2 separate regions of the Homo sapiens genome follow, and region 2 is linked to region 1. A link is a loop called in an ENCODE intact Hi-C map of the cell type or tissue named here. Cell type or tissue: endothelial cell of umbilical vein. All regions are shown on one strand.

The links. Peaks named below come from ENCODE experiments on the same cell type or tissue, not always from the same donor. Only the 100,000 strongest peaks of a DNase experiment are listed, where the experiment ranks them.
Region 2: a loop joins it to region 1, with 9 times the contacts of the local background. A loop is called at or near these places in 2 of 110 quality-filtered maps.

What each region holds. Positions count from the first base shown.
Region 1 is chr9:798,663-806,662 of GRCh38, forward strand. It overlaps LOC105375949 (a long non-coding RNA gene), which reads right to left. Exons shown (of 2, transcript XR_929411.1): 2 at 6,574-6,757. Among named protein-coding and RNA genes, the nearest start is that of DMRT1, 39 kb to the right of the region's middle. In endothelial cell of umbilical vein, no CTCF peak of the experiment used is centred here; DNase peaks (open chromatin) are centred at 3,259 and 7,959; H3K4me3 peaks cover 390 bases; H3K27ac peaks cover 3,097 bases.
Region 2 is chr9:466,747-474,746 of GRCh38, forward strand. DOCK8-AS2 (DOCK8 antisense RNA 2) reads right to left here and starts at 3,383. Exons shown (of 2, transcript XR_002956871.2): 1 at 2,568-3,383. It also overlaps a transcript of KANK1 not described here. RefSeq lists enhancers at 2,211-2,260, 2,501-2,600, 3,133-3,658, 3,161-3,310 and a silencer at 3,421-3,470. In endothelial cell of umbilical vein, no CTCF peak of the experiment used is centred here; a DNase peak (open chromatin) is centred at 3,505; H3K4me3 peaks cover 1,202 bases.

The sequences.
Region 1 (8,000 bases):
TGGTTTACAAAAAAAGAAAAGCCCAAAAGGAGTGACACTGATAATTCACCTCATATCCAAGGCAACTCAAAGAACAGGGAGGCCAAGCCCAGGATGTGCCTGATCGAAATGTGCTTTTAGAAATCTCCAAAGCTGTCATAATTCAAGGACTTCAGGTCTCCTGTGCAGACAAATCTTTGTTTCTCTGGTCCCTTCTCCTGCTGCCAGCTCAGGGATGGGAGACAAAATGTAAATAGAGCTATTCAGCTACAGCAACACAGGTGTTTCGTTTTGTTTTGTTTTGAGACAGAGTCTCACTCTGTTGCCCAGCCTGGAGTGCAGTGGCCTGATCTCAGCTCACCGCAAGCTCCGCCTCCCGGGTTCACGCCATTCTCCTGCCTCAGCCTCCCGAGTAGCTGGGACTACAGGCACCCGCCACCGCGCCCGGCTAATTTTTTATATTTTTAGTAGAGACGGGGTTTCACCGTGTTAGCCAGGATGGTCTCGATCTCCTGACCTCGTGATCCACCCGCCTCGGCCTCCCAAAGTGCTGGGATTACAGGCGTGAGCCACCGCGCCCGGCCTCATTTTGTTTTCAAACATCAAAGAAGCAAATGAAGTGGAAACACATTGCCAAATGAGTAAATTTTACAGAGAGCAATTTAGCAATATATCAAGAGCCTTAAATATGCTCTTGAACTTTGGACCCAGAGATGCTATCTTAGGGAAACTAGCCTCAGAAAACAATTTGTGCAGAAACATTAAGAGCCCAAGCCCTGGAGACAACTGCCAGGGTATGAATCTTGAATTCACTGTTGTCTAGCGTGTGGCTCTGGACAGGTTATCCCCCGCCGCCTGTTTCCTCATCTCTAAAGTGAGAATAATACCTGTACCTCCTCACTGGGCTGCTTTAAAGATTGAGTGAATTGACTGACACCAGCCATTTAGAAAAGAGCCTAGAAGGCTTTGTAAAAGTTAGCTATTATCACTTGTAATAGCAAACGTTGATGGGGAATTGGTAAAATAAATGACGGGATATTATGGGGCCATGAAACATCACCATGGAAAATTATTAGATATCTCTGGCCTGTAAAGATTATGGGCATTTTTAATATTTTACAAATTTTATAAACTTTTCTATCATAAGTATCAATTACTTCTATAATCAGGAATTGTTTTTAATAAAGAAGCATCTTAGGGTATATATGTACAGTCAGCTGTCCATATCTGTGGGTACCCTCATCAGTGGATTCGACCAACAGCAGATGGAAAATATTTGGGGCAAAAAATGGATGGTTGATTCTGTACCTAAAATGTACAGATTTTTTTTTCTGTTACTATTCCTTTCCAATACAGTATAACAACTATTTACATAGCATTTACATTGTTTTAGGTATTATAAGTAATCCAGAGATGATTTAAGGTACATGGAAGAGTCTATGTAAATTATACGCAAACATTACGCCATGGAACTTGAGCATCTGTGGATTTTGGTATCTGAAAGGTGTCCCGGGCCGGGCACAGTGGCTCACGCCTGCAATCCCAGCACTTTGGGAGGCCGAGGCAGGAGGATCACTTGAGGTCAGGAGTTCAAGATGAGCCTGGCCAACATGGTGAAACCCCGTCTCTACTAAAAATTAAAAAAAAAAATTAGCTGGGCGTGGTGGCGCACATCTGTAATCCCAGCTACTGGGGAGGCTGAGGCAGGAGAATCACTTGAACCTGGGAGGTGGAGGTTTCAGGGAGCTGAGATCACGCTGCAGCACTCCAGCCTGGGCGACAGAGTGATACTCCACCTCAAAAAAAAAAAAAAGAAAGGGGTCCTGGAACCCATCCCCCGTGGAGACCGAGGGACGATTGTGCTGCACCCTCCATGGTAATGCTTTTCTTCCACATCAGTGCTCCCTCAATGCAGTTTCCTGCTCTCTGGGTATCTCCAGACGTGTGGCCCTTCTCCCATCACAACTGTCCCACTCTTCACTTCCCTCCTCTCCTCCCCCTTACATGGCCTCCTCTCAGCACGGGATTCTGTGAACTCAAGCTCAACTGTAAAAAGGCATAAAGCATTATGCTTGCCACAAGAATGTACGTTTTACCAGGAAACAAAGGATGAAATTCCTAAGAGTGGCATTTTGGGCAACACCAAGACAATGGAGGAAGCTGTGGAATAAGCAGGAAGGAAAATGGCTTCCTGATGCTCCTGAAATCAAAGCCTGTTAATTCATTCGGTTGAGTTATTCATTCTGGCTCAGCTCAAAACCACTGACAGCTCAAAGTAAGAAAAACCTTATTTCCTAAGAGGTACAAAACTTGCTAAAATAAACATGAATGTTGGGAGGCCAAGGAGGGCGGATCACTTGAGGTCACGAGTTTGAGATCAGCATAACCAACATGGTGAAACCCGCCTCTCTACTAAAATACAAAAATTAGCTGGGCATAATGGCGCGCACCTATAATCCCAGATACTTTGGAAGCTGAGGCAGGAGAATCACTTGAACTCGGGAGGTGGAGGTCGCAGTGAGCTCAGATCTCGCCACTGCATTCTAGCCTGAGTGATGGAGTGAGACTCCATCTCAAAAAAACAACAACAAAAAATGAACATGAATGAAGAAGCCAAGTGAGAGGCAGGGTGGAAGAGGGTTGGAGAAAGAGCTAGTTCACCCAGGAGAGTTTTATTATTTGTAATATCAGATAGGGTTTAAATGAGCCTTTAGGGTGTCAAAAAGGAGTCTCGGGGGAATATGCCAATTCCTTAGTGAGGGCAAGAAAAACAACAATGACCTCTAAGAACTAGACATGCCTGGCTTGCTGCCCGCTACGGGTAGAAGGAGGAAAAGGATGAACGCCCTTTTGAGTTCAGAGGGCACTGTCCTGGGAAAAGGAAATGATTAGAATTTACATCTGAGCCCAGGTTTGTAACAAAGAAATTGCTTCATAATTTAAAAATTATTCATCCCTGCTTATGCTGTGGCCTCATCCCAGGAAGTAGCAAGTCAACTGTATCCAATGAGGGATTAAAGATAATAAATAAAAGAGTAGCAATTAATTGTGCATCCTGATTTAAGAGGCTGGGTTGCCTGAGTCATGCTTGTGTGGCTTATCAAATTTAGCTCTATTACGACTGTCTTGTATTTCAACTGATGTCTGTGCTCACATCTGAAGGCACTTGTACCACAAGGCGCTTTCAAATAGAAAAGAATTTAAACATATAGATTGTTATAGGATTCTATCATTCTTACAGCACGAGCCAAAAGTGTTGGAAATGGCAGTTTAATGAGTCATGCAAAGCGGCTCAGTATTCAAAGTCAGTGATTCAATTACGTTTCCCCCTCCAAAGGCCATTGGCGGCAGAGCGATAAAGTTGTTTTTGAAATGCCTTGGTTCTGACTTGCCTTTTTGTAATTCTTGCCCGTTTTCTTGCACTTTAAAAAGCAAAGGCATCCCAGTGGCCCAAACCCCAGGTCACCTGATAATCAGAATCATTATCAGAGCCAAACAAGAAAAATAAATGCATCGTAACGGTGAGGGGATTGGCAAGAGGGGACTTTAAATGCAGTGCCCACAATGAATCCACCCCTTCCTGTACACTTCTTGCCAGAGCAGAACTGGGAGGTGAGTGTGGGAAAGGGCTCTTGCTGAAATGTGGGGACAAATGTGCTCCTCTCTGGCCCTGTCAGCGTCCTTGGCCCAAGACCTTTGAAGGTGCCCTCGACAGCCCCAACAGGTAAAGATTTCTCTGCTTGAATGCCAAATCGCATTTTAACAGTGCACTAATTCTTTCATTTGCTGCCCTACATGTTTTTATCCTCAGGCCATAATTTTACCTGCCAACTCAGGTAAATAGCCTTTAATAGGACAAAGGCTTTAAAAGGTTATACTGTACTGGATTTTGTGCTGAGACTGTGTACTTTCACTGCTGAGTCCTCAGAAGAGAGATTTTGTCATCTAAACCAAGTGTGAGTCGCCCCAAAAGGCCCCCTTCTTGTAGCGCTTTGGGAAGGGAAGGGTGGCTCTATCGCCCATCAGACGGCTTGGCCACTGCTCCTTCAGAAAATGCTTTCCTCCCCTTGGTGTGAGTGAGCCGGGAGGCTGGAGACTGTCCCCACTGTGTCCACTCGTCATCTTCCTCCATAACATCACTGCACACTGTTATGCATGAATATTAGACCTGATGGGCTGGAGACAGCTAAAGGAAATCACAACTTAGAAGAGAAGAATTTAAAATTGAACAGGAACGTGACTTTTCCCCTATACAAAGGTATAGCTCTCAAAAAAGAAAAGGAACAAAATGTAAAATAACTGCCATGTATTATACCACCTAGAAATCAAAGAAAAACATGAAAACCTGCGCAAAATACAAAGAATTTATCAAGATGCTTACATTCAGTTCCTAGCTCCTCCCTCCAACAGCATTAATATGGGGTAGCATAATTTGTCGATAACACACCATAGTTGGGCAAAGCCAGACCATTCAGAGTCTCCAGAAACCACATGGGCTTTAATTTGAATTTTGTGAAATCTTTGTAATTTGTAGTTTGGCAATTTGTGGCACTCAAGCCCACAGCCACAAATTGGCTTCAGATGAATATCACCTATTGATGGGCTTTATTTCTTCTATATTTTCCAAGACACAGTCACATATTTTTGGACTCTCTAATTCATTAGCTATCTAGCAGGCACAGATATTATATTAGCTTGCTAGGGTTTCGTACAAACTGGGTGGCTTACACAACAGAAACTTGCTGTCTCACAGTTCCAGAGGCTAGAAGTCCAAGATGAAGGTGTCAGCAGGGTTGGTTCCTTGTGAGATGTAAGGAAAGGATCTATTCCGGGCCACTCTCCTGGGTTCTGATGTCTGCTGGCACTCTTTGCTGTTCCTTGGCTTGCAGAAGCATCACCCTCATCTTTGCTTTCATCTTCATGTGTTCTCCCTGTGCGCATGTCTGTGTCCAAACTATTTCCTTATTTTGCTTTGTTGTTGTTGTTTTTGATTTTTGTTTTTGCTTTTTTGAGACGGAGCCTCGCTCTGTCACCAAGGCTGGAAGTGCAGTGGTGTGATCTCGGCTCACTGCAATCTCCACCTCCCAGGTTCAAGAGATTCTTATGCCTCAACCTCCTGAGTAGCTGGGACTACAGGCAACCGCCACCACGCCTGGCTATTTTTTTTGTATTTTTAGTAGAGATGGGGTTTCACCAGGTTGGCCAGGCTGGTCTTGAACTCCTGACCTCAGATGATCTGCCTGCCTCAGCCTCCCAAAGTGCTGGAATTACAGGCGTGAGCCACTGTGCCTGGCCTACATATTGCCACTCAGGGATATTTGTTAAGAGGACATGCTTTTCACGGGGAAAATGGTTAAGTAAATTATTATCCACTTGATGGAATTGTATGTATTGATTTTAAATGATGGCTTTGAGCTCTATGTAATGACATGGAGAAAGTGTATTAATAATGTCAAAGAGAAAAAGGCAGAAGGATAAATGTGTTCTTACAAACTCATATACAATGATTAACAGTTATAATAAAGTCCCACACCTTTGTCCAGGCCTGCATGATTCAGCCCTCTGTCCAGCTCTCTGACCACATCTCCTCCCTCTCTCCTGGTCTCTTGCTGTGCTCCAGCTACTCAGGACCTCTTTTGGTGCCTCATACACACCCAGCTTGTTTGCACCCTGGGATCTCTGCACAGCTCTTCCCTCTGCCTGGAATGCCCTTCTCCCTCTCTTCACATGCTACATCCTTCCTAGCAATTCAAGTCAAGTGTGGCTCAACATCATGCCCTCATGAGGCTTTCCCTGAAAGCCCGATCTAAAGAAGAGAACACAAGCCTCCTTATCACCTTGTTCAATTTTCTTCTCCGGTGAATGTGAAATTATCCTTATTTCAGCTTATTCATTCATTTTCTTGTTTACTTTATGACAACAGGAGCTTTGCCAATTGTTTGCTATTAGATCCCCATATCCCAGAATAACATTTGGTCAGTTACTATCTGTTCCATGAATAAATGAAAATATGTGGCCGGGTGCGGTGGCTTACGCCTGTAATCCCAGCACTTTGGGAGGCCGAGGCAAGTGGATCACTTGAGGTCAGGAGTTGGAGACCAGCCTGCCAACATGGTGAAACCCTGTCTCTACTAAAACACAAAAAATTAGCCGGGCATGGTGGCAGGCACCTGTAATCCCAGCTACTCGGGAGGCTGAGGCAGGAGAATTGCTTGAACCTGGGAGGCAGAGGTTGCAGTGAGCCAAGATCACGCCACTGCACTCCAGCCTGGGCAACAAATCGAGACAAAATCTCAAAACAAACAAAAAAAAAAAAAAGAAGAAAAGAAAAAGAAAATATGCAAAGGAAAAGAAAGGCAATAGCTGCTCCAAATAAGACATGTTTTAGACAAATGCTCATGTGTATGGGCAAAACACTCAAGGACTGTATTTGTGACTAACTGTATAACAGGTAATTTTAGTTTCTGCTCTGTGGAAAGTGAAGAGCATTCCAACAAAGGGTTTTAATGTAGTTTTTTTTTTTTTTTGCACCCATGCTGTTGATTGCTAAATGTAATACTCTGATGATGATGCTGAATAAATGTCTTTTTGAAAAATGTGCTGTGTAAAGTTAGTCTATTCTGAAGCCATCTTGGTAAATTTCCCCAACAGTGTGAAGTTAGAATTCCTTCAGGGTGATGACAGGTTCTATTCGGAATTTATTTACAACGCGCTTGGGTGGAGATGCCATTGTCTTCAGAAATCTTGGTGTAGTGGATCTGATAGTTACTGTTGTGACCTGAAGTTCACCATTAAAAGGGATCAAGCAAAATCATGTGGTTATAAAAATGGTTGTTAGCACATCCTATGCAATGTATCTAAATTGAATAATGCTACCAGATAAAATTATAGATTGGAATGAAGCTTGTATCATCTATTATCATGTGTAATCAATAAGTGATTTAATTTTCTTAAAAAAAGAAAAAGGAAGGCAATACCTCAAATCGCTAGCATTTTCTACAAAGATACCTGAGTTAAGATTGTTTTTTTCTCTTTCTTAATATTTTTATATGCTTTCTATAATATTATTTCCCTCCCTCCCTTCCTTTTTCTTTTTTTTTTTTTTTTGACAGCATCTCACTCTGTTGCCTAGGCTGGAGTGCAGTGGGGTGATCTTGGCTCGCTGCAACATCCGCCTCCTGGGCTCAATCTGTTCTCCTACCTCAGCCTCCCAAGTAGCTGGGATTACAAGTGTAAGCCACCATGACAAGCTTGGGAGTATTTTAATTTTTAATCTACTTTCTAGAAAACAATATAACGAAAATTGGGTTTAGATGGTTCACCTCAACGTGAATCAGTCTTTCTTTAAATATGGTACTATGGTCTGAATGTCCTGCAAAATTCATGTGTTCAAACTTAATCACCAATATGATGTATTAAGAGGTGGCCTTAGGCCGGGCACGGTGGCTCACACTTGTAATCCCAGCACTTTGGGAGGCCAAGGCCGGCGGATTATCTGAGGACAGGAGTTCGAGACCAGCCTGGCTAACATGGTGAAACCCCATTTCTACTAAACATACAAAAAAATTAGCCAGGCATGGTGGCACATGCCTGTAATCCCAGCTACTCGGGAGGCTGAGGCTGGAGAATCACTTGAACCTGGGAGGCAGAGGTTGCAGTGAGCCGAGATTGCCCCATTGCACTCTGGCTTGAGGAACAAGAGTGAAACTCCATCACAAAAAAAAAAAAAAAAAGAGGTGAAGAGGTGGCCTTAGCACCTCGGGCATAGTGGCTCATGGCTGTAAATTACCCAGTCTGTGATATTTCGTTACAGCAGCACACATGGACTAAGACAATGGGCTCATACTTGCAAAGCAGTCAACCTTCTTTCTGGAGAGGTGCTTAGTTATTATATCAATTGTAAATAGTTTGCTTTGATCTAAAGGCAAATCTAATTGCATTAAATAAAGATCATATAAAACTGCTAACAACAGTGTTGGTGAAATGGGCAGCTTAAGGAAGGGAAGAAGAAAAAAAGAAAT
Region 2 (8,000 bases), 330 kb before region 1:
GGCTACCATATTGGATAGTGCCATTCTAGAAGCTTTCAGCTTTTTCAACTGGATGCCTCTGATTTGTGGACTCAGAATACAGATAACCAAAGAAGTGGGACTAGTGTCTGAAGTAAGAATGACAGGGTATGATTGAGAGCCCCATGAGCTTACCTAGGAGAGAAACTTGTGGGGTTGCAGAATAAGGATTTGTCAATATTGGCTCTAGCTGTTCACACTATTTCTGGGCCAACTCCCAGATCATTTCTCAACTCCAGATAGTTAAGTGGGGAGCATGGCTGCACTTTTTAAAGTGATGGCACAAAAAAAGATATTGAACGTTGGTCCTCTGATTATATATTCTAAATATGCAGTTAGAAAAGAGGCCTTTTAAGAATCCCTAAGAGTAAAGCAAATTAGTATCTTTGTTTCCTGAAAATTAGAGAAACTTGATATGCCATGATAGCCCTCTTCATTTTATTTGGAAAACTCTTCTATGAAAGCTTATTAGAGAAAATTTTCTGATTAGCTTCATGCCTCCCCTCCTTCAGCAAGGTCAAGGGTGCAGTTGTCACTATCACATAAGAATCTCATAAAAATTAAACATGAATATACTGCACAGATCTGATTGGGTTTGTCATGCCACACATTGTTTTAAATTCCATAATTCTATTCTATAAAGAGTGGTTTCTATGACAATAGATCGTTTTAAAAACAAACAAACAAACAAAATTTAGAGTTGTCATTGGTAATTGTGGTTGCAAGTATGCTTTCAAAGACCAGAAGCTTTTGTTTTGCTTTGAATGTAATTTTTTTCTTTTTTCTTTTTGATACGGAGTCTCACTCTGTTGCCCAGGCTGGAGTGCAGTGGCACCATCTCAGCTCACTGCAACCTCCACCTCCGTGGTTCAAGCAATTCTCCTGCCTCAGCCTCCTGAGTAGCTGGGATTACAGGCGTCCACCACCACGCCTGACTAATTTTTGTATTTTTAGTAGAGATGGGGTTTTACCATGTTGGCCAGGCTGGTCTCAAATTCCTGACCTCAGGTGATCCACCTGCCTCTGCCTCCCAAAGTGCTGGGATTACAGGCGTGAGCCAAGCTTCAATATTCTTAAACCCAACCTCACACAGCCTGATTTAAAAACTAAATTTCTGCTAGGCACGGTGGCTCATGCCTGTAATCCCAGCACTTTGGGAGGCGGAGGCGGGCGGATCACGAGCTCAGGAGATCAAGACCATCCTGGCTAACACGGTGAAACCCCGTCTCTACTAAAAATACAAAAATAAAAAAATTAGCCGGGCGTGGTGGCGGGCGCCTGTAGTCCCAGCTACTCGGGAGGCTGAGGCAGGAGAATGGCGCGAACCCGGGAGACGGAGGTTGCAGTGAACGCAGATCGCGCCACTACACTCCAGCCTGGGCAAAGAGCAAGACTCCGTCTCAAAAAAATAAATAAATAAATAAATAAATAAATAAAAAACTAAATTTCTGGCCAGGCACAGTGGCTCGTGCCTGTAATCCCAACCCTTTGGGAGGCCAAGGCTGGCAGTTCGCTTGAGCCCAGGAGGTCGAGACTAGTCTGACAAACATGTCAAAACCCCGTTTCTACAAAAAATACAAAAATTACCTAGGTATGGTGGTGCCTGCCTGTAGTCTCAGCTACTTGGGGGGCTGAGGCATGAATCCAGGAGTTCAAGGCTACAGTGAGCTATGATTGTGTCACTGCACTCCAGCCTGGGCAACAGAGTGAGACCCTGTCTCAAAAACCAAAACAAACAAAAAAGAAAGCAAAAACTAAATTTCTGATAATCACTAAGTTTTTAATTATGAAATTACTAGAGGAAATGCAGCATCACCTTGGTTGAAAACCATTTGGAGAGCCGTGCACATTCCTGATCCCTAAGTCCTTGATGTTGCACCCATCTTGAGGAGCAGTGCTCTCTCTGGACCGATGTTACTGAATCCAACCCAGTTCCTACTTGATGTTTGTGGCATTAGCTTGGCAGCTAGTTTTTACGTTTACTATTTTTACTACATATTAGGAGATGGCAAATTACTGATAGCCAGGATAAGGGAATGATTTTCAAGGCATTATAGCTCTAAAAAACAATTGAGAAATCAGCTCCCTCATCACTTCCTTAATGCAATGAGAGAACACGACACGGATGAACAAACTGTTCTGTTATCCAACAAGATTATCAAGAGTTATTAGTGAGATAATAAAAAAGTATATGTGACTGCCAAAAGTCTCCAGACTAAGGACCAGAAGACCTGGTTTCTTGTTCTTTCACTTTCTAGTCCTGCAATTCTGGCGAAGATACTATACTGCTCTGAGCTTCAGGGTTTTTTTCACTGTGAAAGAGGGTGCAAGTTCCTCCACATTCTTCCAATCTACTGAGGAAACCCAATGAGATAATGCATGGGAACATGTTTTGGAAACTCAAAAGTGCTGCCCAAAATGTAAGGTAACACTGTTTACAATTGACACTTCCAGAAAGTTTAGCCAGCACCCCCACACATGGCATCCGCTTCTGACAACGTTAATCAAAATCAGGCCAAAGGTGCAGGCAGGACAGAGGCCTGACTTACCAGAAAATAAACGTCTGGTCTATTCCACTTGTAGTGCCAGTTTACATTGTCTGGCGAGAGCCAACTACCAGGGCCTCCGGGTAGAAGAAAGAAAGGGTATCAGTGGAACTGAGAGTGTATACAGTGGCGCCTGAAAGCGGGTAGAAGAAAGAAAGGGTATCAGTGGAACTGAGAGTGTATACAGTGGCGCCTGAAAGCGGGTAGAAGAAAGAAAGGGTATCAGTGGAACTGAGAGTGTATACAGTGGCGCCTGAAAGCGGGTAGAAGAAAGAAAGGGTATCAGTGGAACTGAGAGTGTATACAGTGGCGCCTGAAAACCCAACCTCGCCAGGCTTCCCTGTCTCCTGTGTGCAGCATGTGTGCAGTGCATTCCCCTGGAAGGTAAATTCGCGGAGTCCCGCAGCCCACCTGTGTCCACCTAGCCTGTAAGTGCCCCCTGAGGGTATCAAAGCACGCGGACTTCCGCCTGAAGCAAAGCCACCGGGCGGCAAGTTTCCCCGTTAACAACAACGAAGACAGAGAGGACTTGGCAGCTGTGACGGATCTGCAATAATTAAACTGACGTTGCTGTTTAGAAGCCTGGGGGTCGCCTGCAGCCTCCCAGGCTCCACTCCATCGGCTCCAGCGCTGCAGGCGGGCCGTGCATGTCTCTAGATGCATATTAAGCAAAAAGTTTCTAAAGAGGATCGCGTGGAACCCAGCAATTGATTAAGAATCTCAATGGCCCTAATCCCCTGAGAATTGAACTAAGGGCTCCCCAGCAAACACAGCGATTTACATGGGGCCTAGAGAGAGCGAGCACTGCCGGGGGCGGCGGCGAAGGGCAGCAGTGGTGGGACGGGCGGGGTAGGGGGAGTTACTGAGCATGCGCCCGGGTAGGGGCGTGGGGGAGTTACTGAGCATGCGCCCAGGTAGGGGCGTGGGGGAGTTACTGAGCATGCGCCCGGGTAGGGGCGTGGGGGAGTTACTGAGCATGCGCCCGAGGGTGTTTCGGGGCGTCCGAAGCGGGCGTGCTCCAGCCTGCTCAGCAGCGAGTGGTTGGAAATTAGCAAAGTGAGAGGGTGCGTGGCCTGAGGGACTCGGGGAGGCTGAGGGCTTTTTTTCTCAACACTGTGAAGCTCAGGGAAAGGAGTAGAACTGGGAACCAAGTAAAGTAAAATCGTGGCAAGTGGGCATAGACCTGAAATCTCCTTCGTGAGGGAACCCAGAACGTGCAGCTCAATGTATGTTTGGAACGAACAGGTGAAAGGAAGCAGGAGGAGGAGGGAGTTCTAGCGAAGACTTCGGAGGGAAGCAACCCATCCCCTGCCACAAGAAAGCACCGCCACTCCAGTGGGAACGGACACGCGTGCACACAGCCACGAGTGAGGTTTGAAAGAGGCCCCACCCTCCATTACACCTGTGCTCCACCGTGGCCCCCAGCCAAGTTTAATCTCCCATTCAGCACTTACTTCTGGAAGCTTCTTTCCCTTTCCTTCCCACCACTCATTGGCCTTTCACCCCCTAGTTTTTTGTCTGTGTGTGGGACTGTCTTCCCCCACTCCCCTTGACTGAAGTTCCTTGAGAGCAGCAGCCCTCTTTTTATCAGGGAAGAGATTTGAAGCTCAGGACATTCTTATCCAAGTAGGTGCTAGCCACCTGGGTAGTCAAGACAGGGCCCTGCACAGTTAATGTGAATCTTGTCATAATGCCAGGGTTATTGTTTTGCAAGGAGCCGGTCATAGAACACTAGATTGCATTGTCACTGGGAAATAAGCTCATTCTATTAGCTTGTTTCTCAGCTAGCTTATGTAGAAATTTGCCACAGTTGTTACTGCTGGGCACCTGCCCTGGATCTGATCATCAATTATATCATCTCTTCCATCTGATGGACTGCACCTCACCCCTTGCTTTTTCAGAGCTGGCGAAGCTGGGCCAAGGAAAGCGATAGTGCCAGCTGAGTGGAATGTGCAGGAAGGGACCGAGGAGGGGCACTATGTACTGGAGAAAAGAGATGGGGTCTCCAGGACAGGGGTAAGGACACTAGACTGAGGGCACAAAGGAAGGAAACCACAAGGAAGTAGAGTAGGGAAGTGGGGAGCATGCTGAGGAGAGAGGTCAAGAGATGGTGACCGCTCTCTGCATGCCCCAAGGAGATGGTGATGACACTCCCAAGTCCATGTGGGACTCCCTCCTTATGCGGGCCTCAGTCTGTCATCTTCCTTGGAGCAGGACCAAAGTAAATAAGATAAAGTCACAATTTCTCATCCTTCTTCACTCAACTTTTCTTTGAGGTGAGTTGGCATTTTTGTAAAAGAATGCATTCTCTGCCAGATGCGGTGGCTCACCCCTGCAATCCCAGGGTTCTGGGAGGCCAAAGTGGGAGGCTTGATTGAGGCCAGGGGTTCGAAACCTAGGCAACATAGCAAGACCTCCATCTCTGTAAAAGAAATTAGCCAGGCATGGTGGTGCATACTTGTAGTCCTAGCTACTTCGGAGGCTGAGGCGAGAGAATCGTTTGCACTTAGGCATTGGAGATTACAGTGAGTTAAGCGTTCTCCTGTACTGCCATGGTAGGTGGGTGTTGCTAGCCACATGAGGATATGTGAGCCGGTCACCAGGGACTGCGGCTGACTCCCCGAGCACAAGGACAGTAAGAATAAACCTCCGATTATTCCCCTGCCCCCAACCCCAACTTCAATTAAAGAGATATACCCTTATGTGACTGACAAAAAAGAGCCCTGCTCTCCCAGAGTCACATCCCCATACGCCAAAACACTCTTACATATAATTATTGGTGCTTCATAAATGGCTGATAAAAAAACTTTTCTATCAGGGAATACACCCTACCTTATTCACAGCCTCTTATAGAGAGCTGGCCTGCCCACAGTCTCTGTAAGGGGCAGTTGTCTCTTCTGAGTGACCAGTTTCCCTGACCTCCCCTCAAGCCATGACTGACCAAGGAAGTCAATGTCACCACTGAGAAGCAAGGCGTAGCCTCAGACTCTGAGTTTCTAACTCTTTCCACTTTCCTAAGATGGGGTTATGCCTCATTTCTGAGAGATTTCCAACCCTCTGCCATATATTCCTCTTTTTGTGAGGTCACTTGGGGAGGTGTCTGCTTCTTAGCACCAGAAGAGCTCTCTCAGGACCCAGTTGCTGACCCAGTTGCTGCAAATGCTGAAAGTAGGAAATGGAGGTCAAGTGTAGGCCATAAAGATTTTCCCACTCCTCCTCTTGAATCAGGCATGGCCTTGTGAATTACTTTGGCCCATAGAATGCGGCAAAGTGATACTGTACAAGTTCTAGCCTTGGTCTTAAGCCTGCCAGCTTTTGCTTTCACTCCCTTGGAGCCCTGAGCTAGTATAGAAAGAGATCCAGCTGCAAGGACTGGTTACACAATTTGCAGGGATTAGTGTAAAAGGAAATGCAGGTTTCCTTGTTTTAAAATTATTCCGAATTTTAAGGCGGTGACAACAGAGCCCTATACCAAGCAGAGGCTTGATCCGAGCTGGTGCAGGCATGACAGCCAGGCTTCCTGATACATGAGTGATGCTATCTTGGATTTCTGGCCCCAATTCAGCCTCCTAATGGTCAGCATGAGAGCATGAACTACCCTAGGTGAGACCAGTAGAAGAACCCAGCTCAGATTACAAAACTATGAGCAAACAAACGGTTGTTATTCAAGTAAAGCTCACTAAAGCTCTTCATGACAAACGGGTATAGTCATGGGGGCCGCTAAGGCCTGGGTTGAGATTTTATATAGCAATAGGTAACTGAAGCATGAAGAATAAGAGTTTGCAGTGAGTGGTCACCCACCATATTCCAGGCCCTGTGTTGGTGCATTGCATGTGCCAGCTCACCTGATCCTCACAACACCTTTCATAATTCCTTTCTACAGGAGAGAATACAGCAGTTCCAAGGACAAGGGATTCGTACCACTGCTCCTCACTCAGTAAATAGCAGAGACAGAATTTGAACGTGAGTCTGACTGATTCCAAAACCCATGTAATATCCCTGCATTGAAACAGAGGAAAATCCAAGGAAAGTGCACACAGCTTGGAGACTATTGGATAGGGGTCTGATTCAGTCTTTCCTAAATTTCCTCATAAATTTGCAGTTGAAGTATCAGGCAGAGAAATGATAACCAGGTGAAAGACCCCTAATGGGACATCATGACATCACAGCTCTGTGATCATCAACCATAATCCCTAGAGGGTCACCTAGAGTTATCCTACAATGAGGCTTACTTGGGTTTTCTGATAGGTATAATACTGAGAAAATTTGCTATGGTTAGCTATGGGTATTCACCACTTATTTTAGTGTATATCATCCCCCAACAAACCACAGGCACCTGTGATCATCTGGGTATGTGTTCAGGAACTATCTTGCACCCAGAAAGAACAAGAATTTTTTTTTTTTTTTTGAGACAGAGTCTCTCTCTGTCACCAGGGTGGAATGCAGTGGCACAATCTCAGCTCACTGCAACCTCTGCCTCCATGGTTCAAGTGATTCTCCTGCCTCAGCCTCCTGAGTAGCTGGGACTGCAGGCATGTGCCACCACACCTAGCTAATTTTTGTATTTTTAGTAGAGACAGGGTTTCACCATGTTGGCCAGGATGGTCTCGATCTCTTGACCTTGTGATCTGCCCACCTCGGCCTCCCAAAGTTCTGGGATTATAGGTGTGAGCCAGTGTGCCAGCCAAGAATTAATTTCAACATTAGACTCAGCCAGAGTTAATGAAGAAGCTTTCCCCACATGATGGCTCCTCACAAGAAATACTATCTATTTATAATATTCATTGGCTTTACTTGTCTTTACCAAGCCTTCCTGAGTGTCATCAGTGGGTGAGTGAGTGTATGGATAGGTACCTGCCTATCTGTCTGCCCATGGTGATGAACACATCACTGTAGGTCAGCAATGACATTGAGTCTAAATGCTGTTGGCCATAAGGAAAATAGTGACATTCCCTGGCTCAGAGGAAATGCTGGTAGGAAAGCCATATGGACTAGTATTTATAAGTACAAGCTCAGGGGTCAAAGATGCTGAAGTTCAATGCCTTGTCCTGTCTCTTACTAATTAGTGATATTGGACATATTGATTAATTGCATAAGTATGTTTCTCACTTATCTATAAAATGAGATGTATGAGGGCTAAATGAAATGATGCATGTGAAAAACTGAACAAGGTGCCAGGCCTAGGACAAGGGCTCAATAAATGTCAGCGATTATTTTATTTGATGAACAAAAGAAGGCAAATGTTCTTTCTTTGATGCCCCCTATCTTTTCCCTGTGTCGTTTCTCTAAAAAAGTATATGTGTGTAATTTCTATGCCTTCCCTCCACTCTCCCATTATCTACCACTTCATCATCCTCTCACTACCCATGGCCACTTTCCCTCATTATCTTTTCTATATTTCTTCCCTCCTCCCCTGAAATGGGGTTGAGCAGGGGG